Linked DNA regions of Homo sapiens: region 1 is linked to region 2. The links are chromatin loops, found by intact Hi-C in ENCODE. Cell type or tissue: natural killer cell. All regions are shown on one strand. Links, peaks and the distances in the headings refer to the core of each region. The heading gives the core; the rest is flanking DNA. Region 1 overlaps CD2BP2 (CD2 cytoplasmic tail binding protein 2). Region 2 holds the start of SNORA80C (small nucleolar RNA, H/ACA box 80C).

The links. A loop is a pair of places that touch in the nucleus more often than their neighbours do. Peaks named below come from ENCODE experiments on the same cell type or tissue, not always from the same donor. Only the 100,000 strongest peaks of a DNase experiment are listed, where the experiment ranks them.
Region 1: it touches region 2 in a loop (6-fold over the local background); 40 of 110 quality-filtered maps call a loop at or near these places.

The regions. Positions count from the first base shown.
Region 1 is chr16:30,347,486-30,352,851 of GRCh38, reverse strand. It overlaps CD2BP2 (CD2 cytoplasmic tail binding protein 2), which reads left to right. Exons shown (of 7, transcript NM_006110.3): 7 at 1-2,079. Among named protein-coding and RNA genes, the nearest start is that of CD2BP2, 5.1 kb to the left of the region's middle. RefSeq lists an enhancer at 4,621-5,120. In natural killer cell, for the core only: no CTCF peak of the experiment used is centred there; a DNase peak (open chromatin) is centred at 2,161; H3K27ac peaks cover 3,031 bases.
Region 2 is chr16:30,415,927-30,421,292 of GRCh38, reverse strand. ZNF771 (zinc finger protein 771) reads right to left here. Exons shown (of 3, transcript NM_001142305.2): 3 at 1,879-3,738. The coding sequence ends at 2,926. SNORA80C (small nucleolar RNA, H/ACA box 80C) reads left to right here and starts at 1,534; the gene lies at 1,534-1,668. RefSeq lists silencers at 3,222-3,271, 3,302-3,381, 3,662-3,751. In natural killer cell, for the core only: no CTCF peak of the experiment used is centred there; DNase peaks (open chromatin) are centred at 2,527 and 3,372; H3K4me3 peaks cover 1,257 bases; H3K27ac peaks cover 1,293 bases.

The sequences.
Region 1 (5,366 bases), core at 228-5,227, 68 kb after region 2:
GTGTACTGGGGCCTTGGCTGTGCTGATGGCCAGAAGCCAGGGGCCTTCTCCACAGTCCCTTTGGACTTGTCTTGGTCCCTGAGTACTCCCATGAAGATCCTTCTTGGAGGTGCCTGTCAGGTATCCTGTGGCCTCCCTGCCTGGACTCTGCTTGCCGTGTAAACACCCCCAACTGCGCTGCTCTGTGCTCCTCTCCCAGGTTTCTTGTTCGATTCCTCTTAGGTCTTTGGCTTTCAGGACCTCAGATTCTTTATCCTTGTAGCCACCAGAGGACAGAGCCCCAGAAGTGGATGTTTTAGGCCCAGAAGGACCAGGGCATCGAGAAGACATTGGGACCCTGTTGGGGGTGAGCATGGAACCCTCTTACTCTCGCTTCACCCTCTCAAGCTCCTTAGATGCTGGGCAGAAGTGGGATGAGTGGCCCAAGACCGAGATCCCTAAGGTTCTGAGAGCCAGTGTCTTCCCTAATCTGGCTTTCCTCTATCCTTGCCGTCGTTCCCACAGCCCTTCAGTGAAGTGCAAACTCAGTGGCCAAGTGTGGGCCAAGTGTGCATTGTACTGGCACAGAGAGGGGCAGTGACTCACTGGAGATCACAGGAATCAAAGGGCTGGCCCAGACCCAGTGGGCTCCTTTCCCAGACCTTTCTTGGCACAAAGCCTTTGCTGCCTGGCCTTGGAGGCCCTGCGGCCTACATTCTCTGGACCCCACTATGTGCCTGGCACAGGGCTAGTGCCTTGAGGAAACTGAGGTAGCTGGGTTGGTCCCCTTCCAGGAATTCAGAGTCTGGTGGCAGGGGCATGGGAAATAGACAGATGTAATTCTATAGCCTGGGCCTGGCACCCTCCACCTCCACGCCCCACCAGCATTGCCTTACGCCTCCCTTGCCCCACGTTAGATGGTTTCTTCCGGTTTTGCACTCTGGCTGCCCCTTGGAGTCTCCTGGGGAGCTGTAATATCTCTTTGGAGATTCAGATTGAGCTGGTCTAGGTTGTGGCCCAGGCATTGGGCATTTTGGAAGCCCCCAGGTGTTTTCAGCTTGCAGCCAGGCCGAGAGAGAGCCCCTGAGTCAGATCCCCATGGTTTAGGCACACCTAGCGGGAGGGGTGGCTCCTGGACCCCACCGTGGTTGGAGAGCTGAGCATGTGTGTGGCTTTAGTGGGGTCTGTTAGTTATGGGGGTCTGGGCACTGGAGCTGCAGGACACTTGGGATCCCAGGTCAGAAAGGGCCAGATGAGCAACTAGGAAAGACTTGGGGGCCAGGGCGGAGTGGGGTCACCTGACACTCTTGTGAGGCCCCTTCTAGTGCCTGCTCACACCGGAATTTCATTCACTCCAAGAAGCCATCAGGGGTAAGATACCTTCCTTTAAACGTCACTAAGAAAGAAGAGGCCTGCCGGTGACACAGTAAGATGCCATTGATCTAAAGATGCGTCTTGATTTCAGAAAGGTCCGGAAGTGGAAAGCAGGTTTCAGGGCTGCTGAGGTACAGGGTTCTCCTGTAGGCCCCAGGGATGGTCTCAGGGGTGCTGAGTGCGTGCGTGGTAAATGGATGGAGCCCAGGGGCGCCTCCTGCCAGTGTCCTCCAGGCACTCAAACCTAGCCCTTCTGAAGCCGACCTCACGTGACCTCACAGCCCCTCCTGAAGGCGCCTCACTGATGACGGTGGGTGGAATAACAGCCCCCAGAGATGTCCAGGTTTGGAACCCCAGGACGTGGGAAAGTGTTACCTTGCGTGGCAAAAGGGACCCGGCGCCTGTGCTTCAGTTCAGGATTTCGTGGTGGGGAGATGACCGTGGATGGTTGAGGTGGGCCCTGAGTAATCATGGGGGCCCTTATAAGGGAAGGGGAGTCACGAGGGTCTGCGCATGAAGCAAGGAAGCTTCTGGCTGTGAAGATGGCAAGAAGGCCTGGGGCCAGGCGATGAGGTGGCCCCTGGAGGAGCTGGAAAAGGCATTGGATTCTGCCCCAGAGCCTCCGTGGAGAAACAAAGCCGCACTGACAAGACTTCAGCCTGGTGAAAACCATTTTGGACTCCTGACCTCTAGAACTGTAAGATAATAAATTGGTGTGGTTTTCAACCTCTCAGTTTGTGGTAATTTGTTAACAGCCCCAATAGGAAACAACTACTCATGCATCCAGGGGACACCTCATGAACCACCCGATCTCACTAAGTTCTCCCTTCCTGTGACCACATTGCTATTTCAGGTCCCTGTCAGCACTTATAAATGTGGCTGCCTCTTGCTAGGGTGGCCTTTATAGCACATCTGAAACAGCACTCCTTGGCTTTTTGTTTGTTTTGTTTTTAGAGACAGGGTGTTACTGTCACCCAGTAGGGGTGACAACATCTCTCTACACTGGAGTACAGTGGTGTGATCATAGCTCAATGCAGCCTTGAACTCCTGGGTTCAAGTGATCCTCCCACCTCAGCCTCCTAAGTAGCTGGGTCTACAGGAGTGCACCACTTCACCTGGCTAATTAAGAAACTTTTTTTTGTAGTGGCAGGGTCTTGCTATGTTGCCCAGGCTAGTCTCAAACTCCTGCACTCAACCGATCCTCCCAGATCAGCCTCCCAAAGTGCTGGGGTTACAGGTGTGGGCTACTGTGCCCAGTGTGCTTTTCTTTTTTAGTTGTGTGTGTATATATGCAGTTTATATGTATACAGTTTGTAAGAGATACATATAGATAGATAGATAGATATAAACTTTTTGTTTGAGTAAGTTTTTTTTTTTTTTTTTTTGAGATGGAGTTTCGCTCTTGTTGCCGGGCTGGAGTGCAAATGGCACGATCTCAGCTCACTGCAACCTCTGCCTCCTGGGTTCAAGGGATTGTCCTGCCTCAGTCTCCCGAGTAGCTGGGGCTACAGGCACCTGCCACCACGCTTCAGTACCCTTCAGTGGTTTTTTGTATATTCACAGGGTTGTGCAACCATCACCACAGTCTAATTTTAAAACCTTTTTTTCCTACCATGAAAGAAACCTGACCCATGAGTAGCCCCTTCTCACTACTCCCCACCTTTCCTCACCCCCCAGCCCTGGCAACCACCCATCTACTTCCTGCCTCTAGATTTGCTTCTTCTGGGCATTGAAGATAAATGGAATCATATATGTGGTCTTCTGGGTCTGGCTTCTACTTGGCCCTATGCTTTCAAGTTCAGCCATGTGGATATCTTCATCTATGTTTATTGTTTTTTTTTTTTTGAGACGGAGTCTTGCTCTGTCACCCAGGCTGGAGTGCAGTGGCACGATCTTGGCTCACTGCAACCTCTGCTTGCTGGGTTCAAGCGATTCTGCTTCAGCCTCCCAAGTAGCTGGGATTACAGGCCTGTGCTACCACACCTAGCTAGTTTTTGTATTTTTAGTAGAGACTAGGTCTCACCATGTTGGCCAGGCTGGTCTCAAACCCCTGACCTCAGGTGATCCGCTCCCCTTGGCTTCCCAAAGTGCTGTGATTACAGGCGTGAACCACCGTGCCCAGTCCTTTTGTTTATTGTTGAATAACAGTGTATTGTGTGGATGTACGGTACATTAATACTAATTCAACTTCACCCTTTTTTAAAATTTTTCTTACTAATTCAACTTCACACTTTTTTTTTATTTTTCTAGTTTTCCCCTAATGTCCTTTTCTGCTTCAGGATCCCTTGTGACACCACATTATATTTAGTTGTCACATCTACTTAGCTTCCTCAGCCTGACAGCTTCTCAGGCTTCACCTTTGTTGATCTTGACAGTTTCAAGGAGTGCTGGTTTGTATTTTGTAGAATATTCTTTTTTTTTTTGGCGGACGGGGGGCGGGGGACGGAGTCTCTCTCTGTCACCCAGGCTGGAGTGCAATGGTGTGATCTCTGCTCACTGCAACCTCCACCTCCCCGGTTCAAGTGATTCTCCTGCCTCAGCCTCCCGAGTTACTGGGATTATAGGCGTGTGCCACCATGCCCAGCTAATTTTTGTATTTTTAGTAGAGATGGGGTTTCACCACGTTGGTCAGGCTGGTCTCAAACTCCTGACCTCAGGTGATCTACCTGCCTCGGCCTCCCAAAGTGCTGGGATTACAGGTGTGTGCCACCGCACCTGGCCTCAGAATATTCTTTTTAAAAACAACTTTATAAATTTAAAATGTATATATATATATATATATATACACACACATTATATATATATACATGCATATATATATACACATATACACGCATATATATATACGCATTATATATACGCATTATATATATATATGTTTTTTTTTTTTTTTCTAGAGATGAGGTCTCACTATGTTGCCCAGGCTGTTCTTGAACTCCCAGGCTCAAGTGATCCTCTCGCCTCAGCCTCTTACAGTGCTGAGATTACAGGTGTGAGCCTCCACACCCAGTTGAATATTCCTAAAATTTGGGTTTGTCTGATCCTTTTTCTCATGAATAGGTTTGGTTTATGGAGTTTAGGGAGGAAGACCACAGAGGTGAAGTTCTTTGCTTTTCACTTAAAACTTTTTTTTTTGAGACCGGGTCTTGCTCTGTCAAGCCGGGTAGAGTGCAATGGTGCAATCATGGCTCAGTGCGGCCTCAGGCTTCTGGGTTCAAGTAATCCTGCCTCGGCCTCCCTAGTAGCTGGAGCAAGAGATGCATGGCGCCATTCCTGGCTAAATTTTTGCAATTTTTTTTTGTAGAGACGGGGTTTTACCATGTTGCTCAGGCTGGTCTCGAACTCCTGACCTCAGGTGATCCGCCCACCTCAGCCTCCTAAAGTGCTGGGATTACAGGCGTGAGCCATGGCACCCAGGCCTGAATGCAGCCTCTTGCCTTGGCCAGGTTATTCTTCAGAGAAGTAGCAGGAGTTGGGGAAGGAAGTCTCGGCACTCCTGACAGAGGCCTGGGGCGTCAGACTCTGTCCTGGGCAGCTGCTGTGGCCCTGTGAGAGACAAGGCCTGCACAGGAGTCCAGCAGGGTTCAAATAAGTGAAGGCTCCGGCTCCTCATGCCGGAGGAATGAGGGCTCTTCACGTCTCTGCCACATCTGCCACCCCTTCCCATGAGGAGTGTCTAGTTACCCAGACCCTAGAGCGGCAGTGCGGCCAGCTTGATGACGTGCTGCTAGTCGTTTCACCCAGGCTCCCAGGCAGGGGGTCAGGCTGAGCTACTTGCCTTCCGTTCTGCTCCCGGCAGGAACCAAGCCGGAGACCTGGACATGCCCAGCTCCTCCTGATGCCAAGACCTGAGAGGAGTTTCTCCCAAGGATGGATTTCAAGGTAGATGTTTTGTGTGGGGCCCAAGTAACAACAGTGCTCCGTGGAGTCAGCAGCCACTCTGAACTCCCTGTGGAGCCCAGTCCCCAGCTGCCGGGCACCCTCGGGGGTATGCTCCACAGGGGAGGGTTCAG
Region 2 (5,366 bases), core at 284-5,283:
GGGTTGGCTAAATTCCCCCAATCTGCTTCCCCACTGTCCCATTTACAACCTTGCCTCCTGGCTGGTTTTCACCCCCCTCCACTGAAACGACTCTCACCACTATCCCCACCTTCATGACAAATGCAGCGGGCACCAGAGCAGCAGCTGATCCTCCACTCTCCCTGAAACACTTTCCTCTAGATTTCCCAGATAAGATGCTTACCTGGTTTTCTTCCTACCTCTGGCTATTTTTCCTTATTTTTAGTGGAGACGGGGTCTTACCATATTGCCCAAGTTGGTCTTGAACTCCTGGCCTCAAGTGATCCTCCTCCCTCGGCCTCCCAAAGTGCTGGGATTACCGGCGTGAGCCACCGCGCCTGGCCACTTTCAAGACTCTTCTTGAGTGCTTTCTTCTGGACATGGTGTCATGGACTCCAGACGAACTCCAGACCTGATATCTCTAAGCTATTATTGCCAATCCCCTCCCTCATGCTGACCTAACATTCAGCATGTCCAGACTGGGGTGTAACAGTTGCCCCACTTAACCTCCTGTCTTGCTCTTCATCCTGCACCCCCATCTCAGTGACACTGTCCTGCAGTCACCCAAGCTAAGAAATGAAGTCAGTCCCATCTCCTTTCCCTCAACCCCAGGTCCACTGCTATGAGTTCCAGCTCCCTACAGATGTCAGATCCATCCTTCCCCTCTAAGCCCTCAAGGCTTTGCTACCTTGGATACTTTAACCTCACTTCCAAAACCCTCTTGCTTTTTGTCCCCCCATTCCACCCCAGGGAACATTTGCAAGCTCTAATGACCCTGGAATGCAGCTTTAGGGGCTCTCTCCACACTTCCCGAACCCCAGCTTCACCTTCCAGACCCAACTTAAACATCACCTCTGAGAAGAGCCTATCTTCCTCCATCATAGCACCAGTTGACACTGGACTGCAAGTGCCTATTTACTTGTCTCTGCCATTCATTGGCTGTAGCAAAAATGGACAGAAAAGATTTACCTAGCCAGGCATGGTGGCTCATGCCTGATCTCAGCACTTCGGGAGGCAGAGGTGGAAGGATTGCTTGAGGCTAGGATATGGAGACCAGCCTGGGCACCATAGCGAGACCCTGTCTCTACAAAATAAATAAATTTATTTTTATTTTTTATTACTATTTTTTTTTGAGACAGAGTCTCACTCTTGTCACCCAGGCTGGAGTGCAATGGTGTGATCTCAGCTTACTGCAACCTCCACCTCCCATGTTCAAGCAATTCTCCTGCCTCAGCCTCCCAAGTAGCTGGGATTACAGGCGTCTGCCACCACGCCCAGCTGATGTTTTTGTTTTTTGTTTTTTTGAGATGGAGTCTCACTCTGTCTCAGCCTTCTGAGTAGCTGGGATTACAGGCTAATTAATTTTTGTATTTTTAGTAGAGATAGGGTTTCACCATGTTGGCCAGGCTGGTCTCGAACTCCTGACCTCAGGTGATCTGCCTGCCTCAGCCTCCCAAACTGCTGGGATTACAGGCGTAAGCCACCTTACCCGGCCCAAAATAAATTTAAAACAACGCATGGGTTTGGATTTATGATGGGCTGGATTCCCTAGGCCTCTCATAGTACCCCATGCCAGAGCAAACTGTAGCCCCAACCATTGCCGGGCCTCTATGCCTGTAGGCTGCTGGCACTGAAGTGGGTTGCACAGTAGAAAACAAGAAAAAATTTTTTATAACTTTGGAATTTTAAATTTTTATTTATTTTTGAGACAGCCTCACTCTGTCGCCCAGCCTGGAGTGCAGTGCCACAATATTAGCTCACTGTAGCCTCAACCTCCTGTGCTCAAGTGATCCTCCCACCTCAGCCTCCTCATTTGCTGTGACTACAAGTGTGCCTCACCATGCCCAGCCTTTTTTTTTCTTTTTTTAATAGATGGGGGTCTCACTTTGTTCTCCAGGCTGATCTCAAACTCTTGACTTCAAGAGATCCTCCTGCCTCCGCCTCCCAAAGTGCTGGAGATTACAGGCATGAGCTGCTAGGTCCAATCGCTTTGAGATTTTTTTGGTTTGGTTTGGTTTGGTTTGTTGTTTTTTGTTTGTTTGAGGCAGTCTTCCTCTGTTGCCCAGGCCGGAGTGCAATGGCACTATCTCGGTTCATTGCAACCTCTGTCTCCCAGGTTCAAGTGATTCTCATGCCTCAGCCCCCTCAGTAGCTGGGATTACAGGCGCCCGCCACCACACCCAGTTAATTTTTGTATTTTTAGTAGAGACCGGGTTTCACCATGTTGGCCAGGCTGGTATCGAACTCCTAACCTCAAGTGATCTGCTAGCCTCGCCCTCCCAAAGTGCTGGGATTACAGGCGTGAGTCACTGTGCGCCGGGCTGGGTAAGCTTACATAACAAAGCAGTTAAAACCTTTAACGTAGTGTTATTACAGTTTTCTCTCCTTCACTAGACTGAGATCTGAGGGTCGTGCCTTGCTCACTGGAGCTCTGCCGAATGCAGTGCGTGTCTGATCGTGAACATAGTATATTTATGGGCCCTTTCAGGTCTAAGGTTATGAGGACGTAACCAAGGGCCAAGTGTGCGATCACCTCCAACCAACACAAACCGAGGTGCCGGGAACCCCTTTTAGGTTTACATCCCCATTTGGTTCCTTGACAACTCACTTGGCACCTGAGCCTGGAGAACCCCAACTTTCTTCCTCTCCCACCCACCTCACTCACAGGCACGGGTGGGGTGAGGATATAATACTTTATTCACTAACACGGGCCGAGGGAATGTAGTGATGTGGGGTGGGCACTGTTTCCAGGGACCCCGGCAGGGGATTCTCCCTGTCTCCCAGTTCCAGGGCAGCCGGGCCTGCCGTCCCCTCAATTTCCCAGACCCGGAGGCCGGGGCGAGGAGGAGCCTGGGTTAGTGCAGCCAGGTCGAAGCCCCAGCGCGCCCCTCCGCAGCCCTGCGGGACTCAGCTGCCCTCACACTCCGGGCAACGCTCGGTGGCAGTGGCGGCCGTGGCGCCAGGGGGCAGCTTGAAGTCCCTGCCGCAGCCGGCGCAAATATACAGGCGGCGCCGCATGTGCGCGCGTCGGTGGCGAATGAAGTGCGAGCTTAGGCGGAAGCGGCGGCCGCACTCGGCGCAGGGGTAGGGCCGCTCGCCTGTGTGCGTGCGCGCGTGCTCCGCCAGGTTGGAGCGGTGGCCGAAGCGACGGCCACACACAGCGCAGCGGTGCGGCTTCTCGCCCGTGTGCACGCGCCGGTGCTTGGCCAGCGCCGAGCTCTGAGCGAAGCGCGTGCCGCAGTCGGCGCAAGCGTAGGGCCGCTCGCCCGTGTGCGTGCGTCGGTGGCGCGCCAGGCACGAGCTGCCGCCAAAGGCGCGTCCGCAGTCCGGGCACGCGTACGGCTTCTCGCCCGTGTGCACGCGCAGGTGCTGTGCGTAGTTGGAGCTCTGCGCGAAGCGGCGGCCGCAGTGCGCGCATGCGTACGGCTTCTCGCCCGTGTGCCGCCGCCGGTGCTGCCGCAGGTTCGAGGCGGCCGAGAAGCGTTTGTCGCACTCGGGGCACTCGTAGGGCCGCTCGCCCGTGTGCGTGCGGCCGTGTTTGGTCAGCGCCGACTTCTGTGAGAAGCGCCGCCCGCACTCGGTGCACCCGAAGGGCCGTTCGCCCGTGTGCGTGCGCGCGTGCTTCGCCAGCGTGGAGCGGCGCGCGAAGGCGCGGCCGCAGTCGGGGCACGCGTGGGGACGCGCCGGGTCGGCGGACGGCGCGGGCGCCTCGCCCGGGACCTGCGGGGAGAGGGGGATAGGTCAGCCCTTAGCGGCAGGCCCCGGAGCCAGAGACCTGGGTCTCCACAGGCTGCTCCCTCTGTGAGCCTCAGTTCCCCATCTATGAAATAGGAAAGGCCACGGTGCTGCCTCCCAGGATGGCTGTGCGCATCCAGTGAGATAATGCGCGTAACGCACACATCACAAAGCCCAGTGGCGTTCTAGCTATTTTTATTAATTCAACCAATATTTACTGAGGGCATGCAGTGTCCTAGACTGTTCTAGGCACGGGGATTCCGCATTAAATAAAAAGCATTAAAAAATTCCTGCTTTCAGAAATAATGGATAAGGAATGCTGGTATTGGGGATGCTACAGATTTAAACAGGGTTGTCAAGACACTTTACCGATATGATAACATGAGCAAAGACTTAAAGGAGGTGACAGAGCAGGCTACGTGGATAGCCCTCTGAGGAGCACTGCAGAGGGAACGGCAGGGCGCAGAGGCGGGAGTTGCCTGCTGTTCCAGAAATGGCAAGAAAAATTGGTTAAAGCAGAATGCATGATGGGGGGAGTCACGGATGTAGTGGTGGAGATCTCTTGGCATATAGGGCCTTGTATTTGTTATATTTGGCTTTTTTTTTTTTTTTTTTTTTTAAGAGACAGGGTCTTGCCGTGGCCCAGGCTTGGTCCCGAACCTCCTGGCTCAAGCAGTCCCTCCTGACTCAGCCTTCTGAGTAGCTGGAGTTACAGGCACATACCACTGTGCCTGGCTCTGGCTTTTATTATAAAGGAGACAGGGACCTGTAAGAGGAGATGTCAGAGGGCTTTGAGCAGGGAAGTGACCATATCCTACACATTTAAAAAGGCTCCCCTCAGGCTACTGGGGTTGAAAACCAAATGAAGGAGTTGGAGAGAGCAGAAGCAGAAGCCCAGTGAGGAGGCCACTACAGCCACCTGGCAAGAGAAGATAGTGGCTCATACCCAGGTGACAGAAGTGGACGGTGGATGGTGGAGGTGGTGAGAAGTGATTGGCTTCTGGATCTATTTGCAGTGTGAGACAATAGATTTAATAAGAGATTAGATATGAGGTGTGAAGAAAAAGAGATCAAAATGACTTCAAGGTTTTTGAGCTTAGCAACTGCAAAGGTGGAGTTGCCATTTACAGAGATGAGGACGGTGGGAGGAGCAAGTTGAGAGGGGAGATCTGTTTTGGATGGTGTCACGGCTTCTTGACATATCTGGAGCTCAGAAGCGAGGCCTAGACTGGAGATGTTAATTGAGAAGCTGTCAACCTATAGATGGTTTATAAAGCCTTGAGAATGAGTGGATGAGATCATCCAGGGGATGGGCAGACAGAACCTAGGGCAGCAAGATGGGGAGAAGCCAGGGAGGGAGGAGAGCAGGAGAGGGGCATCCTGGAAGCCAGGCCAGGACCAAGTCCAGGCTCTTAATCAGCTTTGAATAGCAAACACCTATCATTTTTTAAGCAGTGAAGAAAAAGGCAAGGGTAAAAGCCAAATGTTATTCTGAGGTCTGAAATGAAACAATCTGAAAATGAGCCAGTTTCACAAGCTCTGGCCTTTTAGAGATAAAAATCAGAAAAAGGAAAGAAATGCCTTCTAAGAGGCACATGAAGGGAAAACATTCT